2 separate regions of the Homo sapiens genome follow, and region 1 is linked to region 2. Evidence: read pairs that join two places in POLR2A ChIA-PET (ENCODE). Cell type or tissue: MCF 10A. All regions are shown on one strand. Links, peaks and the distances in the headings refer to the core of each region. The heading gives the core; the rest is flanking DNA.

What was found. ChIA-PET counts read pairs that join two places held together with the same protein. Peaks named below come from ENCODE experiments on the same cell type or tissue, not always from the same donor. Only the 100,000 strongest peaks of a DNase experiment are listed, where the experiment ranks them.
Region 1: POLR2A ChIA-PET joins it to region 2 with 6 read pairs; 1 of 35 experiments calls an interaction of 5 or more read pairs at or near these places.

What each region holds. Positions count from the first base shown.
Region 1 is chr4:99,410,406-99,416,382 of GRCh38, reverse strand. It overlaps ADH7 (alcohol dehydrogenase 7 (class IV), mu or sigma polypeptide), which reads left to right. Exons shown (of 9, transcript NM_000673.7): 8 at 767-905; 9 at 3,211-4,120. The coding sequence ends at 3,235. Among named protein-coding and RNA genes, the nearest start is that of ADH7, 22 kb to the left of the region's middle. In MCF 10A, for the core only: no CTCF peak of the experiment used is centred there; a DNase peak (open chromatin) is centred at 1,752.
Region 2 is chr4:99,321,514-99,329,379 of GRCh38, reverse strand. No RefSeq gene overlaps it. Among named protein-coding and RNA genes, the nearest start is that of ADH1B, 4.0 kb to the right of the region's middle. RefSeq lists an enhancer at 7,707-7,813 and a promoter at 7,707-7,866. In MCF 10A, for the core only: no CTCF peak of the experiment used is centred there; DNase peaks (open chromatin) are centred at 4,209 and 5,489.

The DNA of each region.
Region 1 (5,977 bases), core at 1-4,000, 91 kb before region 2:
AAAGATGACCTTGATGATATCCATTACAGGACAGTGCTGGGGGCAAGAGCGTAATCAGAGTGGGCTCAGAGAGGGTGAGAGGAAAGGAACAGGATCCAGAAACAGTGAACTGAAGACAATTCTTTCTGTAAAGTAAAGAAGTTTCTCTGCAATAGAAGCAAAGATATGGGGTGACTGGAAGGAGATGTGGGTATCAGAAGAGTTTTTTTAACCTTTGTTTCTTTTTAATTTAATTTAATTTTTATTTTACTTTAAGTTCTGGGATACATGTGCAGAACGTGCAGGTTCGTTACGTTGGAATACAAGTGCCATGGTGGTTTGCTGCACCCATCAACCCATCATCTAGGTTTTAAGCCCCGCATGCATTAGGTATTTGTCTTAATGCTCTCCCTCCCCTTGCCTGCCACCCACCGACAGGCCCTGGTATGTGTCATTCCCCTCCCTGTGTCCATGTGTTCTCATTGTTCAACTCCCACTTACGAGTGAGAACGTGCGGTGTTTGGTTTTTTGTTCCTGTGTTAGTTTGCTGAGAATGATGGTTTCCAGCTTCATCCATGTCCCTGCAAAGGACATGAACTCATTCTTTTTTATGGCTGCATAACTTTTGTTTCTTATGCTGGGACAAATACAGCTTATTTGTACACTGCTGGGAATGATCTAACACAGGGAAAGTCATAGTGCAGGAAAGAGAAGGAATAAATATAACATAATAAAAGATAAGGATTATTTAGTAATGTCTAAAGAGAAAATGTGTGCTTATTTGCAGGTTTGAAAAGCAGAGATGATGTCCCAAAACTAGTGACTGAGTTCCTGGCAAAGAAATTTGACCTGGACCAGTTGATAACTCATGTTTTACCATTTAAAAAAATCAGTGAAGGATTTGAGCTGCTCAATTCAGGACAAAGGTAACTGTTTCTTATGATGATCTTGTCTCTTCTCCACAGGCTACTTTTAAAATTTAGTACTTATAAATGTGCCTGTTTTCTTCATATTTTATTTCTAATTATTTAATCTAGCCAGATTGATACAGCTAATTACTTCTCTTTACCCACTGCATTAGTGTATTTTCATACTACTATAAAAAAAAAAAACTGCCCGAGACTGGGTCATTTATAAAGCAAACAGATTCAATTGACTCACAGTTCAGCATGGCTGGGGGCTTCAGGAAACTTATAATCATGGTGGAAGGCAAAGAGGAAGCAAGGCACCTTCTTCACAGGCTGCAGGAAGGAGAAGTGTCGAGCAAAGCGGGAAGAGCCCCTTACAAAACCATCAGATCTTGTGAAAACTCACTCACTATCATGAGAACAGCATGAGGGAAACTGCCCCATGATTCAATTACCTCCACCTGGTCTCTCCCTTGACATGTAGGGATTATAGGGATTATAATTCAAGATGAGATTTGGGTGGGGACACAAAGTCTAACCATATCACCAACTTAGTATGCCATTGTACTATATTAATCAATTTTTTAAAATCTTTTGGATTTTGTTTACCTAGTTGATTTCATTGTGGCTATTTTTATTTCATCATAAAGCTGCTATTTATTTCAAGTAAGCCACAAAATTTCCTTATTTTACAGTTTTCAAAGTGCTTTCTCAAATGTGCATTATTCAGATCCCTGTAAGCCAGGTATTATTTTTACCATTTTTAGATGAAGACCAAGGTTGTGAAAGCAAATAAATAACTGGTCAAACCTCCTGGGGTAGTGCCAGGATATAAACTAATTGCAAAACTTGTGCTCTTTTGACCATATAACAAACTTCTCTGACAGAGCTTGGCAAGCTTTGGGTAAACATGGGTGTGATGATTACTACTCTTGTTGCTTCTGAGGGTTGGGCAAGGATAGAGGTCAAGTATGAATTCATGCAAATTTTATCTACAACATCTACCTCATGGAGGTCTCAAACAGCAATCAAAAAGCCTGTCTACAAGATGAAATGACTTTCACTCATTGGGCCTATAAATAATTATTGAGCTTCCACTATGTGCCAAGGACGTGGATTTCATTAGTAAAAGGAACTGTATATTGAGATCCAAATTTTTACTAATTTTTTTTTTTACCTGAGAGATTTTTCAATGTTGTGTCTTGTCTCCACATTTGGTCTAGCCTACAGGATCATCATATTATGAACATACATTTTTTTAAGCAAGTAAACAATGGGATTTTGTAAGAAAAACTGTCAGAACCACTCAGTACTACTTTACTCAGATAAGCAAAACTAACAGCTTAGTATGGCCTGCTTGGAAAATAATTACTATTTGTTTTCCAAAGAAACATAAATTCTGCTTTCAGGAATTTTGCTTCAAATATCACCTTAAAGCAGGGACATCCAAACTAACATTTGTAAACCTAAACTCTTCAATTTCCACCTACTTCCTGCACAGCTCTATTTGAATGTCCCACTTGGAAATATTTTTTCGCCAGTAATTTTTATCTCAGTCATTATATTATGCGTTCCTCTTTTATAGATGAGAAGCCATAGCATCATGTCTGACTTCTTTTTCACTCTTGCCTACCACATACAAACCAATTCTAAGCCTTGATGATGCAACCCTTGATTTCTCCTTCAGAATCCCTCATCTCATTGCCCACGCTCATTGCTTTAATTCAGTCTAATCATTTCTGACATGGACATGGTAGTGAGATAATAGGTTTTCCACCTTCTGTATTAAAATACATTCCAGTTAGTCTTTCACTAAGCTGCCAAGCTCAAGTTTTGCCAAAATGCCAATGTCTTAGCATGGTTTTGAAAGCCTTTATTATTGAACTAAAACCTATTTTGTTTCAACAGTTAAGAATTTGGCATTCATTCTATCACCCTCTGCAGCAGGCTTTTGGGATAAAGTGAGGGAAGTAGGTCTCATCTACTTGCAGGATCTCTTGGGCACCCAGAAATCTAAACATATTGGATTACCTTTCCTGTTCACATGTTCCTAGGCTTGTTCATGCTTTCTCCTCAACCTGGAAACCACTTCCCTCTTGTTGGCATACTGAAATTATACTGATGCTTTCAGAATTAGCTCAGATACCCTTATCAGAGTTGCGTAACAAAGAAAACTAATTGTTAAGGACTTTGAGCCCAGAGGATTTCCAATAACAGAATTTACTTGAAGTTTCTATGACAGATAGAAAGGACAATTGTTTAAACTATCCTTTCTTGAAAGATATGAAAACAAGTCATTAAAAACTCTCATTTTACATTTCAGCATTCGAACGGTCCTGACGTTTTGAGATCCAAAGTGGCAGGAGGTCTGTGTTGTCATGGTGAACTGGAGTTTCTCTTGTGAGAGTTCCCTCATCTGAAATCATGTATCTGTCTCACAAATACAAGCATAAGTAGAAGATTTGTTGAAGACATAGAACCCTTATAAAGAATTATTAACCTTTATAAACATTTAAAGTCTTGTGAGCACCTGGGAATTAGTATAATAACAATGTTAATATTTTTGATTTACATTTTGTAAGGCTATAATTGTATCTTTTAAGAAAACATACACTTGGATTTCTATGTTGAAATGGAGATTTTTAAGAGTTTTAACCAGCTGCTGCAGATATATAACTCAAAACAGATATAGCGTATAAAGATATAGTAAATGCATCTCCTAGAGTAATATTCACTTAACACATTGAAACTATTATTTTTTAGATTTGAATATAAATGTATTTTTTAAACACTTGTTATGAGTTAAGTTGGATTACATTTTGAAATCAGTTCATTCCATGATGCATATTACTGGATTAGATTAAGAAAGACAGAAAAGATTAAGGGACGGGCACATTTTTCAACGATTAAGAATCATCATTACATAACTTGGTGAAACTGAAAAAGTATATCATATGGGTACACAAGGCTATTTGCCAGCATATATTAATATTTTAGAAAATATTCCTTTTGTAATACTGAATATAAACATAGAGCTAGAATCATATTATCATACTTATCATAATGTTCAATTTGATACAGTAGAATTGCAAGTCCCTAAGTCCCTATTCACTGTGCTTAGTAGTGACTCCATTTAATAAAAAGTGTTTTTAGTTTTTAACAACTACACTGATGTATCTATATATATCTATAACATGTTAAAAATTCTTAAGAAAATTAAAAATTATATAAAATGTTTTGTGGTGATATATTTTTAAACAGGCATATGTTGTTATTAAGCTTTTATTTGTTATAAACAAAGTGTTGAAGCGCCTGAAAACATAAAAATACTTTATAAGACATATAAGAAGTTGGGTGGTCATAGCAGAAATTGAGGCTTCCAATGCTAGGGCATAATATAGATTGGACACTTCTACCATGGTAAATTGCAAAATGTCCAGGTATTTATGAACCACTTTTACATGATGAATATTTCCCAGTGAAAAGTGGCATGAACTCGAGGAGTAAAATTTCCTTTTTCTTTTACCAGTTTGTCAATCTAGGCTTAATCTAGGTTTAAAAAAAATAGCTGAAAAGTGTAAATAATTATTTTGAAGTATCTTCATCATCAGCTGAGTTTAGCTATGGCAATTCTCAAAACACTATGAATATTTACAGCTTATAAGAATTATATTTTTATGTATACATATATATATCTATATTTATGTCAATAAATAGATACATAGATAGATGATAGATAGATAGATAGATAGATAGATAGATAGATAGATAGATGATAGATATAGATAAGTATAGAAAATCTCTATCCAAGAATCATTTGGAGACATTTCCTCTGTCCATTAGCAATATCTGTAGCTAGGATCTCAGAATCCATTAAGGAAGGAAAACTGCCCCCCAAAAAAGCATTTTTAACAAGAAAAATATGTAGAATGGATTAATTCCTTTATGTCTCCTGACTCAAATTTTGAAAAACATGTAAATAAGGATACTAAAAGTAATATGCAAATATAGGTACATCAAAAGAAATAAATCCAAGAAGGAATAAACACATTTATATTCTCAGATCACAGCTTTTTAAATGAAATCCACTTTATGCTTAGATAAAATTATATTTTGACAAATATGCTGCATATGTGACAATTTTATTTATTTAATATTTATTATGATACTTTGTGGAATCATTCCTCATGTCTGAGCTTGTCATGGCCAAATAATGAACAGAAAGACCTTCTACTATCTTTCTCAGGGTAACCTGCACATGAATAGCATTTTGAGTCATCAGAAAACACTGGTTCTAAGAAGAGATCAGGAAATCTGATTATTTTTGCATATTTCTTATTTCTGGTCAATGAAACCACAAAGCATTGTCAAACTGAGTTCTTGAATATAAATCAAAATATAAGTAAGCAATAAATAGCTAGAGGAATGCTAAAAGAAATATCCAGCTTCTTCTTTAAAGAATAGTCTAGACTTCTAATCATTTAACTGATATGTGGAGAACATTCATTGGGCAATTTTTTTTTTAATTTCAACCAGTATTAAGCACTGAGCTAGGTGTTTGGTATACAGTAATGAATAAAACAGAATAATGAATGTCCTTTGGAGCATATGGTCTAGTAGTGATGGCAGCTCCTCTCTGCTAGGAACTGAACACTCTTCGGGACACCCTGGCTGCAGAAAGGAGTGACCCACTGCAAGTCTCCTCTGAGCTGTTCTATCACTCAATAAAGCTCTTCTTCACCTTGCTCACTCTTCAGTTGTCTGCATACCTCATTCTTCCAGTTCGCAGGACAAGAACTTGGGGCCCACCAAATAGCCGGGCTAAAAGAGCTGTAACACCAACAGGGCTGAAACACGCCCCTTGCTCACCATGTTGTGGGTGACAAGGAGAGAAAAGAGATGGAGAGAAGAGCTGCGACCCTTTGGGGAGCCCAGACCTAGGAGCTCCCTAAGCCAGGCTGTAACACCCTCTTTGGAACTTTATGGTTCCTGATGTCTCCAAGCTTCCAGGCACCACTGCATTCTTGGTGTCAGCTGTGGAAGCTGCTTATGGTATGCCTGGTCCAGCCACAGACTTGCAGGAAGCGGGT
Region 2 (7,866 bases), core at 3,867-7,866:
TCCATAGCACACAACATGGCAATAGAATTCATGAGGATGCTCTCGATGTCAAGTTCCTATAAATTATTAAAGAATGTGATTGACATTCTTTAAAAAGTTATTAAAGAAATTTGATTGGCCTGCTTCTATTTAAGACTTTCAAGAATATTATGTAAAGGAATTTGTACTATAGGGCAGATAGTTTACATAGTTAAGGGATTGTATTTATATATAAATATGTATTCCAGCGTAGAAATTATTGGCTAGGTCTGTAATCAAGTATTCCACAGAAGTGACTTTATAAGTGCTGAAACAGGATGATAGACACAAGGCTGAAGAGGATGGGGAGAAAATGCGTATGGTTGTGAGAATATATTGCTTTGATTCTTTGACTTCTCATGATATATAAAAACAAAGTGGGAAGTTGACTCCAATAATTTCATAAAAGTATTTCAAATCAAATTCTGAGCATGGATAAAATTTTCAAATTTTGGTATAAACAAATAAACTATGAAAGAAAATAATAGACAAGAAAAAATATTTTCAACATATATGATTGACAAAAAATGATATCTCTAGTATCCAAGTGCTTTTTTATTTAAAAATAGATAATAGGAAAATGGACAATGATGGAAATTCACAGAAGAGGAAATTAAAATGTCCAGCAGCCATACTAAATGGCACTGGGCCTTGGAAGTGGTCAAAAAATACAAAATGAAGCAAAATGAGATATTACTGCTTATCTATTAGCTTACACTGTTGGTAGAAATGTGCATTGTCTTAGGTTTCTGACAAGCAATTTGTGATATTTATTAAAATTTCCAACATGCACGCCCCAAGCAATATCACACTTGGGAATCAACTCCATAAAAATAAAAGTATATTTGTGTAAGAATATAGAGACAAGGCTACTTACTGCAGCCTTATTTGTAGAAGAAAAAAGAATTTTAAACTTACTGATTGGCAAAATAAGGAATGATAACTCCCTATTTTGAATGGTAAGTGAATCTTTTAAAAACTAGGGAGTCGGATGTCAGGCACACCTGTGATTCCAGCATTCTAGGAGGCTGTGGCAGGGAGATCCCTTGAGCTCAGGAGTTAAAGACCAGCATGGGCAACATGGCAAAGCCCTGTCTGTTGGGAACAGGCCCCCAAAATCTGGCCATAAACTGGCCCCAAAACTGGCCATAAACAAAATCTCTGCAGCACTGTGACATGTTCATGATGGCCATGATGCCCATGCTGGAAGGCTGTGGGTTTACTGGAATGAGGGCAAGGAACACCTGGCCCATCCAGGGCAGCAAACCGCTTAAAGGCTTTCTTAAACCACAAACAATAGCATGAGCAATCTGTGCCTTAAGGACATGCTCCTGCTGCAGATAACTAGCCAAACCCATCTCTTTATTTCAGCTCATCCCCTTGTTTCCCATAAGGAATACTTTTAGTTAATCTATAATCTATCAAAACAATGCCTATCACTGGCTTGCTGTTAATAAATACATGGGTAAATCTCTGTTTGAGGCTGTCAGCTCTGGAGGCTGTGAGACCCCTGATTTCCCACTCCACACCTCTATATTTCTGTGTGTGTGTCTTTAATTCCTCTAACGCTCAGGCCCGCTCGGTTAGGGTCTCCCTGACCAAGCTGGTCTCGGCACCTGTCTCTACAGAAAAACACAAAAATTAGCCAGGCATAGTGGTATGCAACTGTAGTCCCAGCTATTTGGGAGGCTGAGGTGAGACAATCACTGCAGCCTGGAAGGCAGAGGCAGAGCCATGATCGTGCCGCTGCACTCCAGCTTGGGCAACAGAGCAAGTCCTCATGTCAAAAAAAATTATATCTTAAAATCCGGAGGGATTAATATAATGCATCACTAAGTATAAAAAGCAAGTTACACAGTAATGTGTACTATATGATCCAATTTTTGTGAAAGACAAAACAAATTAAAATTTGTAATTATATATAGGTTTGTATGAGCATAGAGAAAGATATAGAAATATACAGAACAGGCTGTTCATCTCAGAAACAAGGATCTGAAAAGAGTTGAAGAACTAAAGTTAACTTTTTAACCATAACTGTTTGGTTTTACTAGTTAGGATGAGATTTATAATTTTATTACTTTTTTAACTTATAAAGAAACTATAAAGAAAGACTCCAGCTGCCAACATGTACATGTAATTGTAAAATAAAGGTATTGTAATTGTAATTTTTATTATTTAAAAAAAGTCTGACCAAATAATTGTCAAAATAATATAAACTGTCTCGGTCACCTCTAAAGCCTTAAGAAGATGTTATGCATTATGGAGTAATAGAGTCATAGAAATGTTTTCTTACTGGATCATTCAGGAATCTAAGATTATCAATGGCAGACATTTAAGTCTGGATATAAGAAAATTCTCGCAGGCCTAAATAGAAAACTTTTAGAACTATTAAAGATGAGATTATTATAAGGTCCAATAGATTTTTGGCTATAGTCTTGCAAGATTAATGCGAACAAGCTTTTGGAATTACCTGGGTAGTCCTGGGTTTTGCCTTTTTTCTCCCAAGTGGCTTATATTTGAATTTTCAATTGCCCTCTTGGGCCCCAGAGTGCTGGCAGCTGGGCATGTGTCTTCTACATGGAAACTTCCAAAATCATCCTTTGAAAAATCTGACCAGCCCAAGAGAAAATACCTACTCTTACTGACATTATATCCCCCAGCAATTAATCCCGCCAGATAGTTCTGTAGCAAATCTCACATGACACAGATGCCACCCTTGTATTCAGAGCTTCCCAATAGCTCATTAGTGCCCCATCCTGCAACAGAAGACAACCGAGATCATCAGAAATGTGGAGTGATTCTAGCTTTGTAATAGGAAAGATAGAAACAGGCAAAGAAAAAAGAAGTTGGAAGAAATAATCCATGAAATAAAAAAATTCAAAATTTTTTTAAAAGCTGTTATTAATATTTGTAAAAAGATATTACATACATGAAAAAAGAATATGTTGCCATAAAAAACTCTTGAGAATTAAAACTCATCACAGCACAGTAGAAATCCAATAGAAAGAAAAGATCTCAATAAATTCACCCCTTGGTGTAACTTTTTCTCCAGAAGATTACTAATGAAGTGCCCCAAAACTGATAAATTAATTCAAAGAAAGATGTGGTATCTGAGAAGCTGATGCTCTCACCCTGAGAAGAGGGAAGGGATTCCCCAGGATGAGGGTGAGGAGGCTCCAGGATGGCAGGTGTGGCCTGATGCAAAGCACCTCCTGCCCACATGGAAGTAAGTCAAAGACTCCAGGGAGATACACAGCTGGGAATAAAATTTTCAGGGACTATGTCATCATCTCATATCTCAAGCAATTTAAATGGAAATAAAATTGACATGTTCTGGGAAAATATGCTAAAAAATTCAAAAGTGGCTTTAAGGCTGACGAAGACATACAAAATACATATTTTGTATGTATTATACCATTTTGTATAAAATGGTAATAACAGTAGAATCTGCCTAATAGTATTATTGTGAGGATTACATGATCTGTTAATTGTAAAGCATTTAGAACAGTAAGTGGCACATACTTACAGTGACAAGGATATTAGCTATTTTATTGATATTTAGGTTATTAAACTCGAGTTAGGCTTCCTGGGATCCTGGCTCCACCACTAGATGTGTTACATTGGGAAATTTATACAATCTCTCTAAACCTCAGTGTCTTCATCTGTAAAATGTGCATGGCAATGGTATCTACCTGATAAGTTAATGCTAAACATTGCTATAAGTAAGGCAATGTGTGCACAGAGATTAGCAAAGTCAGCACTCCATGGATGTTACATACTGATACTAATCAGTTGTAATTTTTACAACAAAATATATTTTTAATTTTCAAAAGGAAAAAATTCTCCACCATTAAAGAACTCTTTAGCTTTTAGATATTTTTATATTGTGACAACCATACCATTTGTATTACTTTGTATTGTTTTAATAAACACTTGGTATTCCCACATCATCTCAGTAAATGTACTTTTAAGCATATGCCAAGCACATCATCAGAATAACTTAAAATGCATCAATAACTCATTTAAAATACATCAGTAAATCATTCGTGGAGCATTCAGATCGTTTGCAGTTTGGCTATCACAGAGAAGGCTGGATGGAACATCTCTGTTTTTGGATTGGGCTTCTTAGATTATTTCCCAACTGCCTTCACAGGAGGAATGTAAACAAACATTTTGTTCTCTCACACACGCTCTTCATGGAAGAATTCCAGGCTCCACAGCCACAGCCAGTCCAGCAAGCATTTCAGTTCCCTCAACATCTTTGGCTTCAGTACCAAAATCAAAATGAAATGCTAATTGAGTAAGAATTCATGGTTTTGAATGTGGGTATTTTCAAAAATTCCTCTAGGAACTTAAAATTTACTCTACTTATTGTAATATTCTATAGATTATTTATGTAACTATTCCATTCTCAAGTTCTATTTATTGCTACTAAAGTCCCTCTCCCACTCTTCATTTTGCATCTCATCCCCAAAAATGCTTTAAAGTCTGTTATTTATGCACATACTTGAAATGTTACAATTTTTTTCTAGCAATCATCTTTACAATAATATTAATCTTACCATTTTGCCAAATGATTTAACCCCAAAAATGAAGAATTTGTACTGAAGGTACTTTCTGCCAGTTACAATATTATTTCTTAGATCCAGGTAAATTATTGGCCCATGGGGAAAAGGAGACAGTTGGATCTCTTACAGAGATGCTAGTCTGTCCTTCTCGAGGCTTTGGAGTCACATCTCTGCACTACTCATCATTACATGCATAATTATATTAGAGATGCCAGTCCTTGCCTTCCACTAACCTTCCAAGAGAGCTTGTGGTAATTTGTTACATCAGCAATAGAAAATTAACACACCCTTCTTGCAAACATGGCCATCTACAGGCTGTGGGTAGACACATCTCCCTCTTTGACCACAACCTGGAAAAGCTCTCCAATTTTAAGAAGCCATAAGATTAGATTAGGTTCACCTGGATAATCCAAGCTAGTCTTCCCATCTCAAGACCTTTAACGGAATCACACCTACAAAATTCGTTTTTTTCCATGTAAAGCAATATATTCCTAGATTCCAGGGATTAGGAGTGGACCTCTTTGAGGGCCATTATTCTGCCTAGCACACCGGGGATCGCTGACCCAAACTGAAGCAAGCATATCATCTCTCTGGATAAGCTGCATTTATAATATAGTAGTTGGTGGAAATGTAATATAGAATCGGGCTGGCTTACAGAGACACACACAGAGAGAGAAACAGAGGAAAGTGATGCCCTGTGACCCCTAGAGAGTGACAGGGTTACCTTTGGACATTCCAGATGTTGCTACAGGCCTGCCATGGCCCTCTGATACTAGAACACTGACACTCAATCATGTGACAACTGCTCTTCCCCTCCATTTAAACTTTTAGAAGGTGGGGCAAAGAGTAAGCACAGAGTAGTTGCCAGATGGTATTAAGAAAGATCTCTTGACTCTATGAAGTTTGTGCCAAAGTTCTTTTGGCAGTTCATGGAGCCATGTGTTCACAAAGTGATGCAAGCTCATAAGTGGATATCACATTTCCAAATTCATTAGGGCCTTGAAAACAAGGTGGTAGTGGCTATAATTCCCTGAAATGCTATGTCTACAGGTGTGAGAGAGGATTAAACAGAAAAATGTATAAAAGGGGGTATTAGGGGAGAAAAATGTTTTCAAGATTCTTTGTCCATATGCTGACTGCATCTATACCTCTCAACTGCAACTCATCTTTCTTAATAAATCTTAATAAAATATCTTTCTTTCAAGGCTTCCTCATTCTCAAATTAGATGTCATTCATTTAATTTAGTCAACAAATATCTGAGCACTCACCCTGTGCCACTCATTGAGTTAAGAGCTGAGAATTCACAATGAAAAGACGGAGTAGGGTCTTCCTCTTTTGATTCCACGTTGAACTTTCTCCTGGCACTCACCACTTCCTGCTTCACAGGAGGGTTCTCTGTCTTCTCTACCTGACCACAGCCAATCCCACTGCTAATCTGTAATCCCTTAAAGAGGAGACACCAGATCTTCTGGATTATGGGACTGCTCATAGAACAGTGCGTGTCCTAACATAAAGGAGCACAAGAATTCAACAATCTTTCATTAAACACCTATTGTACACATGAAACTAGGTACAGTTGAAGATTTAAATGAAATTCAAGAACATCTCTGACCAGAAATTTCCAGTAGAACTTAGGAGACTGATCTCTACACTAAATATAAAGGCCACAAAAGAGAATGGGCCCTAAAACCACAGGAGGGATGCTAGTATGACAGGGATGGAAAGAAGTGAAGCATGACTGTGAGATGGCGTTAACATATCTCCACAAGGGCGACCTTGTCCTAGATCTCAAAGTTTGGGGAGGATTTGAATGGGCCAGAGGGACAGAAAAGAAGAGAAAAAGCATGATGAGCAAGAGCTTGAATGAGGAATGGATTCCTCTTTGGAGGACCACAGAGATACATGCTTCTAAAGAGCATAGGCCCTGTATTGGAGAATGGTGAGGAATAGTTGGATGAGAAGGCTAAAGCCAGGTTATCTGGGGCTATCTTCTTTCCGTCATACCTTTCCAAACTAGAAGCAACTAAAATCATAGGACCTCCTTTGCTTTCTATTGGGTGAATGTTTCTCAGTCTTGGTGTGAGTCTCAGTGCCTACATAATTAAAGCTTACTGAAATGTTCCCTTGGCAATTTTAGAGAAATATGTCCTCTATGCTAACATGTTCATATTGACAGACTATATCTAATTAAATAGTTGCCTGTATAGTTTTATGACGCCTCCAAGTGTGGATAAAAGAAAAATCAAACTCCTATGCTTGGAAAGCCATGAGGATACTAGCTACATTGATCAAAGGGTAATGGAAATGATCCAGTGAGGATTTTGCTCCATTTCTCACAATTATTTAAAATCTGCCACAAATGCCTGTTCCTCTACAATGCCTCCCCTGAGTCCTTCATTCTGAATAGCAACTCTGTCTCTGTTCCCAAAGCATTAACTGACCCCTGTGATAGGGCACTTCCCAGCCAGGCTGATATGTAGACTTGGTTTCCTGCGTGTCTTTTCACTATAAACTGTGAGCTTTCTTTCATGAATAATAATTGTAGCTAACATTTAGGAGGGTGCTCCTATCTGCAAAACTCCATGATGAGTGCTTTACAAGGATTATTTCATTTATTCACAAACAGTCCTTTAAAATGACGCCATTATTCATCTTCATCTCACAGATAAGGAAATTAAGGCAAAAAAAATTCAGTGAAATAATAAGTCCAAGTACACAGAACAAGTAAGGAACTGGGTTGGCCTGGTCCCACAAGCCATGCCATCACCGCTGCCCCATACTGCCTCTTGGCACAGGCAGAGGTCATGTCTTATTCATCACTGCTACTCCACTGGACCCAGCTTAGTGCCTGACACAGGGAGGTGTTCAGTCCATACATACTAGTTTTGAGTGGAGCAGAATTGCCAGGCACAGTGATCCCCTTTGCTGTGACTAATTGGGTGTCTGATTCTCTGCTGTAAAGACAAAGAGGCTGCTCTCTCTATCCTACTTCGTTTTTCCTGTTTTCTTACTCTTCTTCCTTCCTCGCCACCCCATGTGCATTCAAAGTTGCAGCTTAGTGCAGACAAAGGGAATACAAGGCAGAACGACCTATGTGGGATTGAAAGAAGAGAAACAAGGAATTCCAGAGGCCGGGGGGGGGTGGGAAGTGAGGAAAAGAGAAAGTGATTACAATTTATCACTTTAACTTAATATTTAAACTAATGAAAACAAAATCTTATCTAGAATTTGGAAGTCAATATTTTGATTGCTGGTTCAGTACCCTTTTATCTGTTTTGA